Regions from separate parts of the Homo sapiens genome. Here region 2 is linked to region 1. The links are chromatin loops, found by intact Hi-C in ENCODE. Cell type or tissue: prostate gland. All regions are shown on one strand. Links, peaks and the distances in the headings refer to the core of each region. The heading gives the core; the rest is flanking DNA.

Evidence for each region. Peaks named below come from ENCODE experiments on the same cell type or tissue, not always from the same donor. Only the 100,000 strongest peaks of a DNase experiment are listed, where the experiment ranks them.
Region 2: a loop joins it to region 1, with 12 times the contacts of the local background. A loop is called at or near these places in 61 of 110 quality-filtered maps.

Annotation. Positions count from the first base shown.
Region 1 is chr14:96,098,287-96,103,667 of GRCh38, forward strand. It overlaps LOC124903374 (a long non-coding RNA gene), which reads left to right. Exons shown (of 2, transcript XR_007064321.1): 2 at 355-747. Among named protein-coding and RNA genes, the nearest start is that of C14orf132, 62 kb to the left of the region's middle. In prostate gland, for the core only: CTCF peaks have their summits at 623 (motif pointing left) and 2,447 (motif pointing right); DNase peaks (open chromatin) are centred at 645 and 2,475.
Region 2 is chr14:95,996,491-96,001,871 of GRCh38, forward strand. No RefSeq gene overlaps it. Among named protein-coding and RNA genes, the nearest start is that of C14orf132, 40 kb to the right of the region's middle. RefSeq lists an enhancer at 5,066-5,381. In prostate gland, for the core only: a CTCF peak has its summit at 2,334; no DNase peak of the experiment used is centred there.

The DNA of each region.
Region 1 (5,381 bases), core at 155-5,154:
TTCATGCAGTGGACTGAATATTTGTGTCACCCCCCGCAAAAAAATTCCTATGTTGAAATCCTAACCCCTAATGTGATGGTATTGGGAGGTGGGGAGGTCTTTGGGGGGCGATTAGATCATGAGGGTGGAGCCACATGAATGGAAAGTTCTCTCATCAAAGGGACCCCAGAGAGCTCTCTCGCCCCCATTCTGCCAGGTGAGGATGTAATAAGACGGCCCTCTGCAACCCGGAAGAACTCAACCTTGCTGGCACTTTGCTCTTGCACTTCCAGCCTCTAAAGCTGCAAGAAATAAATCTCTGTTGTTTCTCCAAGCTAAGACATCTCACATACATTTTCTAATTTGATCACACAGGAGCCCTGCAGTGCACTGCCCAGATGCCCTGGGAGGGCTGGTGCATTTTGGTGTGCCCCCCTCCCAGCAGCAGTGTGCCTTTGTCTCCAACTGCAACCCCTGCAGCCTGCCCTCTGGCTATGGGTCCAGCAGCTTTGCCCACACAGGAGCAGCCAGGAAGGCCAGGCAGTTTGCTCCCTTCCTCCTCCCACATGGTGGCACTGATGACAGGTGTCCCAGCTCCTTTGCCTCCAATGGGCTCTAACAACTTACACCCCGGAGCTCCCTGCAGGACCAAGCTGAGGCTGCCCCCAGCAGGACATTGCCTGAAACTGCTACCCTGGCTTTGCTTCCTGCAAACATCCCTGTTTCCCAGAAGCACTTCCTTAATAAATCACTTGCATTGAACCCTTATCTCAGGTCTGTTTCTGGGGAACACATTGAAAGAAATGGCCCTAACTCCCATGAGAGCTAGATATGTTCTTCTACATTTTACAGATCAGGAAGCTAATGCTCAGAGAGGTTAAGCAACCTGTCTAATATCACACAGCCAGTGAGTGACAGGGTAGGCTTCAAACTCAGTTCTTCTAGACCCCACAACCCAAGGCACTCCATCCTCCATTGATTAATTAGATGCCTGGGATTGCAATTAGCAATCAAGACTTCAGAAGCTGGACATTAACACCAGAGCCTTAGAGAGCTCTCTGCAGCCCAGAGTCATCGTAAACACTGGCCACAGCAGCCACAGCCCTGAGTCTCATCTGCCCTCTCTCCCGAGCCTTGTCCATCCTTTTTCTTGCTCTGTAAGCCAACCATGTGGATCCCAGGATGGAACCCTTCATGTCCATCCAGATAGCCCTGAAGAGGAGAAACACAGAGCCCCAGTTGCTGCAGGGTCTGAACCCAACTGTGACTGTTTCTACCCTGTGAAAAAGATACTTGTTGGGGGAAGGGGGGAGGGATAGCATTAGGAGATATACCTAATGTAAATGACGAGTTAACGGGTGCAGCACACCGGCATGGCACATGTGTACATATGTAACAAACCTGCACATTGGGCACATGTACCCTAGAACTTAAAGTGTAATTTTAAAAAAATAAAAAAAAGGAAAGAAATGAAACTGGTGAAAAAGGGAAATGTATAAACACATACTACAATGGCTGGCTCACTAACTGCAGTCGTCTGAGATACTGCAATGAACAAACTAAGTATTTTGAGACTTTCTGTCGAAAACTGTGATGGGTCACCATGATGGTGACCAAAGAGCCGAGATCCCGAGAAATTTCATTCTTCATACGTGCAGATGTACAAAAAGGACATCTCTCCATTTACTGAGGAAGTTTCAATGTTCGTACGTACGTGGGCAATACTTATACAAAATGTCAATATTGTGATAATGTGCTTTTGTAGAGTCAAATTTGCAAAAAAAGAAAAAAAAAAAGAAAAAGGTACTTGTTATGAAGCCACTGACGAAGGTTTTCTTATATCCATTCAAGGTTTCCCCACCTTGCAGTGTGCTTAGGGTTCCTTTTGTTTGGGGGAGGGGACAAGAACACTACTGGGCAAATGTGAACATGAAAACACCATGTGACGGATGACCAGTCAGTCACAGGCACGTGGCTGTGTGATGGCCCCATGTGACTCCTACTGGCTGGCTCCAAGTGCTGCTAGAAGCTGGATCAGAGGCGGAATCCTTGGTGGGCCGCTCAGAGCCGTGAGCACCCGGGCTCCCTTACACGCATAGGCCTGCAGCATCAGGGGGTCGTGTGAGCTGGGGCTGCCTTCAGAGGAGCTCGTGGCACGGCCGAGATGCCCTCCCTTCTCCCTTACCTACACTACCCTCCTCCCTACCTCCCTCCTCCCTACCTCCCTCCTCCCTCCCTATGCTCCCCTCCTCCCTACCTGGACTCTCCTCCTTCAAGGAGTATTGTTTGTCTGCACCTGTGCTGACGCTCAATTTTTGACTCCCTGGAGGAACATTCAAAATCCTGCCTTGCCCAAGAAACTCCAAAACATTTAATTTATTCCCAAAATTTGCCTCCGGGGCAATTACGAGTTACTGGGCCTAGAAAATCAGTCGGATGGAAAAATGCAGTGAGCCAGGACCAGCAGGGGTCAGTGTGGTATTAGGGATGGGAACAGACCCCGGCAGCCTCTGGGGTCAGTGGGTTGTCGCCCGCTGGTGGCTGCAAAGAAAAACAGAAGAAGCTCTGAGATTCCCCCCAGTACCTTTCAGGAACTCATGTTCCCATACGAGAAATAACCCACAAACCACGAGGTCCCAGAGAGGAAATTAACTGATAACTCCCTGGGATCACCCTGCCCCACCCCCAAAATAAATGCCAAGCAAACCTTCTAAGCCAGAAGCCAGACAGGTGAACAGGCCGAACCCGGTCCTCAGACCTCCTCTGATGGAACTGGGCATGGCTCTGATTTGTTTGAATAAAGCTTTGCATTGAAGTACAACATACAGAAAGAAAACTGTGTATACCGTTCAACAAATTTTGACGACGTCCTCATACTCCATAAATCCAGAAATGGGGCCAACAAGCGGAACATTCTCAGAAACGTCTTCAGCCTGCACCTTGTTGTGAAACTCACTTAAATTGGTTGCCAACAATAACAGTAACAGAAAATTTGGATTTCTGTTTTTTCTGGAGAAAATGGAAAGATTCACACAGCGGCTGCCTGCCCGTGCTTGGAACAGCAGTTCATGCCCGGCCCCCTAGCCCAGGGAAGAGGGGAGCCTGCCCTGTGCCCTCTGTTTTAAAGGCCCTCCCTGTCCTCCTCTTACATGGTCCTTCCCCACAAGGCAAGGACTCCAAAGGCCAGAAGACATGTCCACCTGGCTCTGTCCTCCCCCTTCTAGATCACACTTCTGTACTCAGGACCCCAGAATTCTGTCTGTGTTTGTATTTTTGAGAGCTGACTGCCATGGTTCAGGAGCAGCTGTCTGTGACATGAGGAAAGGGCATGTCCAAGATGTTCCAGCTGGCCGGGCGCGGTGGCTCACACCTGTAATCCCAGCACTTTGGGAGGCCGAGGTGGGTGGATCATCTGAGGTCGGGAATTTGAGACCAGCCTGGCCAACATGGAGAAACCCCGTCTCTACTAAAAATACAAATTAGCCAGCACATGGTGGTGGCACATGCCTGTAATCCCAGCTACTCAGGAAGCTGAGGCAGGAGAATCGCTTGAACCCGGGAGGTGGAGGTTGCAGTGAGCCAAGATTGCGCCATTGCACTCCAGCCTGGGCAACAAGAATGAAACTCCGTCTGTAAATAAATAAGTAAATAAGTGATGTTCAAGCTGTGGATGGGAAGACAAGGGGGGCAGACCTGGGGCCAGGCCCACTGTCCTGGGCTCCACACCCCAGCACAGCACCCTAAAAAGCCACTACTAGAGTTCACAAGAGAAACAGACCAATATAGTGTGTGTGTGTGTGTGTGTGTGTGTGTGTGTGTGTGTGTGTGTGTGTGTGTATGCGTGGGGTTGGGGGAGAGAGAGAGATTTATTTTAAGGAATAAGGAATTAGTTTGTGCAATTATGGGTCCTGGCAAGTAGGGCTGGCTGAAATTTGTAGGGCAGGCTGGTAGGCCAGATATTGCTGTCTTAGGTCCACATTCCACAGGGCAATTGCCTGGAATCTCAGGCAAAGTTTTTGTGCTTCAGTCTTGAGAATTCCTTCCTCCTGGGGGAAAGTCTATCCCCTGAGGCCTTCAACAGATTAGATGAGGCCCAGCCACATGATGGAAGGTCATCTACTTAACTCAAAGTCTAGTAACTTAAATGTCAATCACATCTAAAATATACTTGCACAGCACCAGCTAGGCTGGGTTTGACCAAATAACTGGGCCACCATAGCTTAGCCAAGTTGACATAAAAGTCACCATCACAGATTCCCAGAAGGCTATATTCAAACCCAGCCTTCCTTCTAGGGTGCAAAGGTGCATCTGTCCAGGTAAAAGGAGAGAGCATATTTTGCTCACAATTCATTAGCTGAATCATATCTTTAAAACGTTTCGACAAATGGCATGTTGTCCTGCATTTGTGCAGTAGCCCTGGACCAGCATGAGTTAATGGAAGCCTCCCTGAAACTCCAGGTTGTTCTATAGCAGCTGGCTTTAGCTTCATCTTGCCTGTCTGGCCCTGTAGGTGTTGTGTTTGCAACCCTAGACTTAAAGAATAACAGTTGGGAGAGGGATAGAGGGGATGAAATTATTAGCCAGGCTATTAATTTCAGACTGGTTCTAGTTCTGTGAATATTTATGAAATCCCATCAAAGTCACCCTGCCCCCACCTTTGTATTGGCTATGGTGGTGGGGGATGGGAGGTGAGGGATTACGATTCTGTTTCCTGGGAGTACAATGGAGGAACATCCTATGGATTTAAGGAGATGATGTCAGCAGCAGGCCTTACTCACAGTGTGTGCTCACAGACCCTAGCAATGATTGCCACTGTGGGGGCTCACTGCTCAACAGAGCAGCCCACCTCCCACTAACACCCATTCCCTCATGGTTGGAAGAGTTGGGCAGGGCCTCATCTGCCTTAGAGTTCTTTAGGGAGCACCTTTCTCCTTGTTTAGTATTTGGGAGGAGGCAAGAGAGAGGAAAGTGCACTAAGGAGAGGCCAAGTCTGGCCCACTGCCTGTTTTTATAAATAAAGTTTTATTGGAAACACAGCTACACCCATGAGTTTAGTCCTTGTCCATAGCTGTTTAAGTACTGCAATAGGAGCTGAGTCGTTGCAACAGAGGCCATATAGCCAGCAAAGTAAAAAATAATTACTGTCTGGCCCTCTATAGAAAACGTTTGCCAACCTCACCAGAGAAGGTAATTCTGAGAATTAGCCCTTCCTAAAGACCAGGCAAGGTCACCTGGCTAGTCCAGCAGGAAAGTCTCACTTCTTCACCTTCCCTTTTGTCATCTTTGGGGGCAGCTGCCCCTACGGAGCTTAGGAGGAAGCAGTTCGGTACACAGCTGGCACAGAGAAGGCAGCCCCACAATCATTTGTCCTATCATCCCATCTTTACCCCAAGTAGGTCACT
Region 2 (5,381 bases), core at 140-5,139, 100 kb before region 1:
TTTTTTAATTTTTTAATAGTAGCCATTCTGGCTGGTGTGAGATGGTATCTCATTGTGGTGTTGATTTGCATTTCTCTAATGAACAGTAATATTGATTTTTTTCCATATGACTGTTGGCCACATGTATGTCTTCTTTTGAAAAGGGTCTGTTCTGTTCATGTCCTTGGCCCACTTTTTAATGGGGTTTTTTTTTTCTTGTAAATTTGTTTAAGTTCCTTATAGATGCTAGATATTAGACCTTTGTCAGATGCATAGTTTGCAAAATTTTTCTCCCATTCTGTAGACTGTCTTTTTACTCTGTTGATAGTTTCCTTTTCTGTGGAGAAGCTCTTCAGTTTAATTACATCCCATGTGTCAATTTTTGCTTCTGTTGCAATTGCTTCTGGGTCTTTGTCATGAACTCTTTGCCTGCTCCTATGTCCAGAATGGTATTGCCTAGGTTGTCTTCCAGAGTTTTTATGGTTTTGGGTTTTACATTTAAGTCTTTAATCCATCTCGAGTTGATTTTTGTATATGGTGTAAGGAAGGTGTTTAGTTTCAATCTTCTGCATATGGCTAGCCAGTTCTCCCAGCACCATTTATTGAATAGGGAATCCTTTCCCCATTGCTTGTTTTTGTCAGGTTTGTTGAAGATCAGATAGTTGTGAGTGTGTGGTCTTATTTCTGGATCTCTATTCTGTTCCACTGGTCTATGCATCTGTTTTTGTACCAGTACTATGCTGTTTTAATTACTGTAACCCTGTAATATAATTTGAAGTTGGGTACTATGATGCCTCCAGCTTTGTTCTTTCTGCTTAGGATTGCCTTGACTTTTTGGGCTCCTTTTTAGTTCTATATGAATTTTAAAACAGTTTTTTTTTCTAGTTCTGTGACGAATGTCAATGGTAGTTTAATAGGAATAGCATTGAATCTATAAATTTCTCTGGGCGGTATGGCCATTTTAACGATATTGATTCTTTCTATCCATGAGCATGGAATATTTTTTCCATTTGTTAGTGTCATCTCTGATTTCTTTGAGCAGTGTTTTATAGGTCTCCTTGTAGATATCTTTCACCACTCTGGTTAGCTGTATTCCTAGGTATTTTATTTTTGTGTGGCAATTTTGAATGAGAGTTTTTTCCTGATTTGGCTCTAAGTTTGACTGTTGTTGGTGTATAGGAATGCTAGTGATTTTAGAACATTGATTTTTACATCCTGAGAAAATGCCATATATTTTTAAGGATCACCTTCCAAGAAAAATCATTAGTTGTCAAGATAGGAGACTTTTCTTCATAATGAATATAAATGTCACATGTTGGCATAGTGAAAGTGTTTGGAGAAATGCTGTTGTTAAAATAGACTTGGTGAGGCTGAGACTTTGAAATCACCTCCCTTTAAGTAAAAGAAAATAGACAATTCAAAATAGAAGCAATAAAGATTCTATCTATTGCATCCATTTAACTCAATGTCCCAGGTAATTGTTGAATGTCTGCCCTCTGGAAGGCACTGGGCTAAGCTTGAGTGATTTATGTGTAGCTTCTTCAGTAGAGCATTCAAAGTCCTTTGTGTTCTTGTTCAACCTAAGGTTCGATACTTTCCTCCAGTCACATCTACAATGATGCTTAAAGTGCAGCCACACAGGACCCTGGGGTGGTCCCAGAATGTGTTGTCTGCCTCTCACATGCCGCCTTGTTGATGAGAGTCCTTCTAGCATCCCCCTTCTCCACATCAGGAGCTGCTACTGAGATCCCAACCTGTAGCTCAAATCTTCTTTCCATGTCAACTGTTTGCTTGCCCCTGTCCCTAGCAAAAGCTAACCCTTCCTTCTCTAGGCTCCTACAGCACTTTGTCCAGTGCCAACCATAGTCTTTCTGTAGATTTTGACAATTGCTCTCTCCAACGTCCTATGTGGCCACAAGAGAGTGAGGTGAGCCCTTCACATTGTGCAATGTGCAGCCAATAGGCATTGTAACAAAAGTTTGTGAATAAACAAATGAGTAGATCTGGAAAGCATTTTGTAGTTTACAAAATGTTTTCGCAGACTTGACGCAATTTAATCCTCACACCAGCCCTGAAGGCTTGAAATTGTTATGAGAGAGAAAGAGACAGAGAGAGAGAGAAAGGAGACAGAGAGTAAAACAGGTCCCTGCCCTCAAAAGGTTTACAAGCTGATGAGGGAGACAGAGATATTGTAAGCACTGGACAGTAATAGAAACCTAGACAAGATACTGCAGAATCAGATTTGGGGGTCAAGAGGTAAAAAAGGTGAATTCCAACTTAAGGGGAAAATAAATAATATTCATTTTGGTTTTTCTATGAGTGAGAGAAATCCTAGCAATAACTTGAACACACCACACAGGGGCAGAAGAAGCTCATTATCATTAGGATTTAATATTCCTCCATGAGTGCGTGCCTGCTCATAATTCTACATTGAGTGGAGATGCCAAAAGAAATGAGGATCCTCACATTTATTGAGTGCCTACTGTATGCCAGAAAGTTTACATGGAGAGAGTTGGTTAATCCTTTAGCACAAGTAATCCTGTAAGGGATTCTTATCTGTCCTCCCCATCTCCTTTCCAAATTCTCTCCACTTCCTTTCCTCCCCCACCGTGATGTGACTTGTCCATTGTCACACATGTGGCCCAAAGTGGAGCTGGCGTTCAAATTCATGTCAGATTCCAAAGTCTAACTGCATTTCTTTCATTTCTTTTACTTTTTTTACTTTTTCTTTTTCACACTTTTAAAATCACACCAATAATACAAAAATACATTCTCATCATTAATAAAGACATTGCAGATAAACACATGTCACCCTGACCCTCACCTAATCCCACCACATGCCCACATATACAAATGTTTCTCTCAGTTTGGTGTATCTCTTTCCAGATGTTTGTCCATGCACTTGCAAACATGTAGATATTTATTTAAACAAAAATGAGTTCACATAGAATCATTATTTCACTGTTGTGATATACTTATTGTCTTAAAATATATCTTATAATTACATACTATGTTTAAAATTTCATGATGAGCAGAATTTGTTTTTGCAAAATAATCCATTAGAGTGGATGAAACTAATGAGGTCTTTGATTGATTATTGTTGTAGCTGGGTGATGGGGTTCATTATACTGCAATCTGCCATAATACAGTTTTAAAAAATACTCATAGACTTCCATTCTCCACTTAGGAGATAGGCAAATGGAAAAAAAAATCGCTTCCATCTTTACAACAACAAATATGCTGGACAACCTGTAAATCTTGCACCTGTTAAAGAACTGAGGTCACAGGGCAACCAACTAATGTGAAATCTAAGGAAATACAGGATCCCCCAAGAAGAAAGGGGAGGTGAGCCCTTGCTTACCTGTGGTAAATCTCACCAGACACTGGTAAGAAAAATCAGCTAAAAATGCTAACAAATTGCTAAAGGACAAATACAGACAGGTGAGAGGATATAGAACTACTGGGAATCACAAGCACAAGGGGAATATGTAGCTGCTAGCTAGCTGTTCTCCAAGCTAGATGATTACAAGAAAGATGGGGTCAGAGCATGAGTGCTGAGAGGCATCACTGATGGTGCTGACCCAGGAGAAAGGCACAGTAGTCACTGTGAGAAAAACATTAAACCCTACCTGGATCCTTTTTTCTATGTCTCCTACAGAACAAATGGCTTATACCCCTGGGGAAAGACAATACACACTCTGTCACACTTAGCACATTGATGGAAACCCATTCTAGCTGGGAGAAGGAACATAAAAATACATTCTACCTTTGCAGAAGGTGCAAGATCACTGTCCCCTGACCAGACCCACAGTTGGAAGTGTGCGATACTGCTGAGAAGGCCCCATCTCCAAGACCCAGGGACACAGTTCTTGCCTCTAAAACTGAGGCTTAGCCAGAACAGGAGAGGATGCCCCAGCTCTGCCTCTCTTTAGAGGCAGAAATGACTTCATGGCCAATGACTTGTGTGATCACACAGCCCATGCTTAGAAGGGTCCTGCATTTGGTTTAATACTCTACTATTGCCATCCTGACAGTTTTAATACTTTCTGAGCAAGGAGCCCTTCATTTTTATTTTTCACCTGCAAACTCTGTAGCACATCCTGTCAACAGGCTACAACAGCGTCAAGTAACAAATAACAGCAGTTTCCAGCTGGGAAAGAGACAAGAGCATGAAGAGAGACTCTTTCTCTCTTTCTCTCTCTGTCTCTCCAGGCATGGCACAAAGGAAAACTTAAAGTCAAGGGTGAAGCAGATATTGACTAAAAAAACCACTCTTTAAGAGCAGCCCATATGCTAGATATGACTTCATTGGTGAATTCTACCAAACATTCAAGGAAGAAATATGAATTACACACAAACTCTTCCAGAATGTAGAAGAGGAGGAAAGACTTCCCAGCTCATTTTCTGAGGCCAGCATTACACAGGTACCAAAACCATCCAAAGAAATTCAACACACACACACACACACACACACACACACACACACACACACACACACCTAGAGAAGAATATCACTCACGGATACAGATACAAAAAATTCTTCAGCAAAAATATTAGCAAATTGTGCCATATATATGTACGTATATGGTAATACATTATTACTAAGTGGGATCTTTTGCAGGAAGTTCAGGCCATTTCAACATCCAAAAATCAATCAATGTAATTAATCACATCAACAGACTAAAAATGAAAAACCATGTAACCCTCTCTATAGATGCAGAAAAAAATAATTTAATACAATTCAACAAGTCTTAAAAAATATTGAATAGAAAGAAACTTTCTTAACTCAAGAAAGGATACGTACCAAAAAAAAAAAAAAGCCACAGTTAATATCATACTTAAAATAGAAGGCTAAATATTTTCCCCAAAGATCAACAACAAGGCTGGGATGCCCCTCCTCACCATGCTTATTTAACATCATACTGGAGTTCCTAGCTAGTTTAATAATGTAATAAATAAATGTCTCTACTTGCAGACAATGTGAGTTTCTATGTAGAAAATCCCAAAGAATCTACCCAAAAAGCTACCAGAACTACTAATTTTCACAAGGTCATAGGATTAAAGGTCAACATTTAAAAATCAATCAGGGGGTGGGGTCAAGATGGCTGACTAGAAGCAGCAATGGTCGGAGGCTCCCACCGAGAAGAAACAAAACAGCATGCAAATCCTACACCTGCAACCAAGATATTCAGGTTCTATCATCAGGACTAACTAGGTGGTTGGCATGACCCACGGAGAGCAAAGAGAAGCAGGATGGTGCATCAGCCTACCTGAGAGCCACACGGGACAAGGGGAGCACCCCCATGCCCAGCCAAAGGAGGCGGTGAGTGAGTGTGCTACCCAGCCTGAGAAATTGTGCTTTTTCCACAGATCTGTGCAACCCACAGATCAGAAGTTTCCAC